Linked DNA regions of Mus musculus: region 1 is linked to region 2. Evidence: chromatin loops called from intact Hi-C (ENCODE). Cell type or tissue: left cerebral cortex. All regions are shown on one strand. Region 1 overlaps Agbl3 (ATP/GTP binding protein-like 3). Region 2 holds the start of Agbl3 (ATP/GTP binding protein-like 3).

What was found. Hi-C counts contacts between places; a loop is a spot of excess contacts. Peaks named below come from ENCODE experiments on the same cell type or tissue, not always from the same donor. Only the 100,000 strongest peaks of a DNase experiment are listed, where the experiment ranks them.
Region 1: it touches region 2 in a loop (4-fold over the local background); 2 of 42 quality-filtered maps call a loop at or near these places.

The regions. Positions count from the first base shown.
Region 1 is chr6:34,831,177-34,833,676 of GRCm38, forward strand. It overlaps Agbl3 (ATP/GTP binding protein-like 3), which reads left to right. Exons shown (of 20, transcript NM_001289656.1): 16 at 1,329-1,400. Among named protein-coding and RNA genes, the nearest start is that of Gm46957, 17 kb to the right of the region's middle. In left cerebral cortex, no CTCF peak of the experiment used is centred here; a DNase peak (open chromatin) is centred at 1,372.
Region 2 is chr6:34,779,567-34,782,066 of GRCm38, forward strand. Agbl3 (ATP/GTP binding protein-like 3) reads left to right here and starts at 866. Exons shown (of 20, transcript NM_001289656.1): 1 at 866-1,493. In left cerebral cortex, a CTCF peak has its summit at 1,248; DNase peaks (open chromatin) are centred at 843 and 1,302; H3K4me3 peaks cover 1,422 bases; H3K27ac peaks cover 1,385 bases.

The sequences.
Region 1 (2,500 bases), 52 kb after region 2:
ATCTGTACATTTTTTTCTAGTAAGATGGCCATTTTCACTAAGTTAATCCTACCAATCCATGAGCTTCGGAGATCTTTCCATCTTCTGATATCTTCTCCAGTTTCTTTCTTCAGGGACTTGAAGTTCTTATCATACAGGTCTTTTATTTGCTTGGTTAGAGATACACCGAGATATTTTATATTATTTGTGGCTATTGTGAAAGGTGGTGTTTCCCTGTTTTCTTTCTCAGCCCCTTTGTCATTTGTATAAACTAGGGCTACTGATTTTTTTTCTTTGACTTAATTTTATATCCAGCCACTTTGCTGAAGTTGATTGTCAGCAATAAGAGTTCTCTGGTAGAATTTTGGGGGTTACATAAGTATAATATGTCATCTGCAAATAGTGATACTTTGACTTCTTCCTTTCCAATTCCTATCCCCTTGATCTCCGTTAGTTATCTTGGTACTCTGGCGAGAACTTCAAGTACTATATTGAATAGATAGGGAGAGAATAGGCAGCCTTGCCTTCCTTGTCCCTGATTTTAGTGGGATTGCTTCAAGTTTCTCTCCATTTAATTGATGTTGGCTATTGGCTTGATGTATATTGCTTTTGTTTAAATATGTGCGTACATACAACAATAAATGTAGTCTATGAGGGTGTGCAAAGGAAAACACAGTGGGAGTTATAAGTTTCTACATAAATTGTACTAATTTCACTAGAAAAATTTTAAAAGGTAAAATCTGATGACAGGCCTTCAAGATAAGATCTGAGTAAAAAGAACTGTGATGTTGGCTGTGAACATATAGATGCCACTCTTTCCATAACAATAAATTGTCTGAAATTTAAAAAAAATATATATATAAAGTAAAAATAATATTTTTAAATTTCTGTCTGTATATAAACTTCACATGTTAATGAATGATATAATTGTGTTATTTTGCATGTTTCTTTTTCATTTAAAATTAGAGTATTTTATAATCATTTTTCATGTGAATCAATGGCAGCAAAATATTTTACTTTGTAAAAAAAAAATCTTAATTTGTATAGGTAAACCCACTGTTTAACTTTTTCTAACTTTCCTTTATTGCAAACAACATGAAAATTTATCCATTTGTATATATACTTGTTTCTTTCTAATAAATTCCTAGAGAAGCAATTCTTATCCCAAAGGTATAAATACTTGAACTACAACAAACATGTAAATATTTGAAGATGTCATATGTTAATTTCATTGAGTTAAACTACAACTCACACAGTATGTGCGCTTTTCATTGTGAAAGGAGATAAAAACTTGGAACTGTACATAACCATGCTTTCCATTTGTCATGTTCCTGTGCCATCTTCTCCAGATCCAAGGATAGATGCACCAGATGTTTATGTGGCTCACTGTTTCAGAAGACCGTTGCCTAACCAAGGCGTGGGTGAGTAAAGTGGGCTCAGAAATGGGATCGCCTACAATCTGTATATGTGCAATAACAGTCATCTTTATATCCCATCAAGCTCTATTTTAAAGAAGAAGAAGATGGTCTAGTAAAAAGAGAGAAAAGAGGGAGATAAAATTGTACTTACGGTACTGAATATATATATATATATATATATTACTGTCAGCGCTGCCCTCCCTTTTATGCTTAGGGTGCCAGCATTCACCCTACCAAACATTTTGGAGCATAATTTTTTGCTTCTTTCCAGATCTGGAAATGTATAGAAAAAGCCAACTGAAATGAGATTGCTTATACATGAACTTGTTTTTAATTTTGTATTAACTGTCATTTGACCTTTTCTCATATGTGTGTGTATATATATGTATATGTGTGTGTGTGTATATATGTGTGTGTGTGTGTGTGTGTGTAGCTTTTACCACCTACCCTCTCTTTTGTTTTTTATTTTTTATTTATTTTTTACACTCCATATTCTATTCCCCACCCTCCACCTCTCCATATCCTCACCTCCCCCCCCCCCAAACCCCCACCACATCTGACCTCTAAACTCCCTGGGGCCTCCAGTCTCCTAGAGGTTAGGTGCATAATCTCTGAATGAACACAGACCTGGAAGTCCTCTACTGTATGTGTGTTGGGAGCCTCATATCAGCTGGTCTATGCTTGCTGTTTGGTGGTACAGTGTTTGAGAGATCTCAAGGGTCCAGATTAATTGAGACTGTTGGTCCTCCTACAGAATCGCCCTTCTCCTCGGCTTCTTTCAGCCTTCCCTAATTCAACAACAGGGGTCAGCTGCTTCTGTCCATTGTTTGGGTGCAAATATCTGCATCTGACTCTTTCAGCTGCTTGTTGGGTCATTCGGAGTGCAGTCATGATAGGACCCTTTTTGTGAGCACTCCACAGCCTCAGTAATAGTGTCAAGCCTTGGGACCTCCCTTTGAGCTGGATCCCACTCTGGGCCTGTCACTGGACCTTCTTTTCCTCAGGCTCCTCTCCATTTCCATCCCTGTAATTCTTTCAGACAAAAACAATTATGGGTCAGGGATGTGACTGGGGTGGCAACACCATCCCTCATTTGCTATCCT
Region 2 (2,500 bases):
CCCAAAGAAACAGAAAGTCTCAAGGTCTGACACAAACACATTCCCAGAAAGTTAACAAATCTAGAGATGCTAACCCATTTCCATGCTGAAACTGAAGCGCTTAATGCGAACCATGAGGGCACTGAACACCTCCTCATTCTTTTTGTCTATATGGGTTTTTCTTTTATTAACTTTACTTGGAAAACTGTTCCAACTGTATTATCCACCAAAGTGAAAAGTGACCAACAAATCAGGGTTAAATATACACACACAAACACAGATCCTAAGACTGCTGTGGGGGTCTTATTGACTTAAATAAGGCAAGGTGGGAGATTTGCTTTGTGAAAGTGTTGGCTAACAAAGAATTTCTAAGCTGATGAAATTTTTGAGAATTTACCCTTATACATATAACCATGACTCCTCCAAATCAAGTATTTTAAGTCTCACTTCCAGAATAAGAATGAATTATAATTGTGCAAAATAGAACTCAACCTTTTAACTTCAAATAAATTAGTTCATTTTTATTAATAAGGTTCAGTTCAGAAAATTAACTTGCCCGTGGTCATCAGGTTGTTAAAAGTCAAGGGGGGCTCTAGACACAAGCCTTAAACTGTATGTTCTACTGCCTTCTCAGCGCAGGCACCTAGCAAACAAGTTATAGTCACTCAGAACAAACTGCAGTCGCATCTTCCCCAGTGCTAAACTCTCCCTCCTGCAATGCTCAAACCGGTCCATACCATAAGCCAAGCCAGGAGTTCCCATCATCCCCTAGCATCAATGTCTCCCGCCAAAAACCTCACCACCTTCACAGCTGTCCCTAGGAAGAAATCACTAAAGCTCCCCAAAGTCTCGCGAGAGTACAGCCGTTGCCCTGGCAACAAGCGGCCTGCTCTCTCAGCGACCGCTGAATTTCGATGGCATTTGCTCTGACCCTGTCGTCGCCCGGTGCCTGGGGGACATCCTAAAGTATTCTCCCGGCAGGGGTGGGACGACCGGCGGACTTGAAGAGGCCCAGGGAACGAGGCGGGCGGCGGACGCGCCGCTTAGGCAGCGGGGAGCGGGGGAAATGCGGCCCTCGGCGCGGGACGGCGCGGGGCCCGCGTGAGTGAGGAGGCTCCGCGCGGGTCCCGCCCCGAGAGAAGGCCTGGCGCGGCCGCACGCCCCCCGCTCGCCGCTTCGGGCGCGGACCGGCGTCCGCGGGCTTCCGGCGCCTAGCGCCTGCACGCCTCGTCCGCGCACGTAAGGAGCTGCCGCCGGGCGTCCCGGCGGGTTGTCGTAATTTCGAGCCGTCATCCGGGGCTGAAGCTTCGGTCTCCGCCCCGAGATGTCACCTAGAAACCGCTCTCTCGACTGCAGTTGGCGTTTATGATGAAGCTTCGCGAGGCCTTCCGCGCCGTCCGCGCCCCCGAACGCGCTCGTCTGTAGACGTCAACCGGGGGCTGAGAAGGTGTTTGTCGGCGGTGGTCAAAAGGCTCGCTTTTAGAGAGAACCAAACACCAGTAGTTGTGAAATTGGTAAATTCTTTTGGTGTCCTCCAAAGTGTAAAAGCTTGGCAAGGATGATTTCATTGCAAATAAGAAAAGAGGAAACGTATACCTAAAACTGTATTATCCCCAAAGGCACAATCACTGGCATGTGTAGCAGGAGGAAAATGTCATTTTAGTAAAATGCCAATTTCAGGCTTGCCTAGAAGCAACAGTGGTCATCTCCAGCCGGACCTTCTGGTAGCTATTCCAATACAAATGGTGTCATTGGCTTTAAAAGTTAAATATACAGTAATGATCACGGTTAAAGAGAAACTTAAGTTATACACACTGAAGCTCGGGTCAACTGAAAGTTCAAGAGAAAGGGGAAAGTTTTTACACTATTGCTACATTTTATTGTCTGAATAATTATAACTTTTCTTGTGTACTTTTTAATGCGTGAAGACAATCCCCATTTACTATTGCAGTGTAGTGTTTAGTTATGAATATAAAATGTAAATGGCCTGGCTATATACTGTGGAAGTTTTTCAACTAAATTATTTACGTGATTTGTCTCTCTTGTTTCAACAGATTTTTTAAGTTTTATTTTTGTTCATAAAACATACTGACAGGTTATAAATATATCCCCCTTCATCTCTTCTAAAATTCACACCCCCATTCCATATCCACTCATCATCTTAAATTTTTTATTTAATTAAAATATAATTACATCATTTATCCCCCTTCCAACCCTCTCAGATACATATCCTCTTTTGCTATTTATTATCATTGTGTGTTTAAATAAATATATAAATGCAACTTGCAGAAGCCTATTGAATATTGCTTATGTGTATATTCTTTGTAGGACTGAACATCTGGTATTGGATATCTGTTTAGGAAGCTTGCTTTGTAGTAACGGATAGTTTTGTAAAATCTTTGAATTTGAAATTAATTTCCTGTATCCTTACTAGTTTAGTTTTCAGAGATCTGTCACTCTTAATTAAATACAATTGGACAGGTTTTGTAGTATTCATTTAATACAGAACCTGCACACCTTT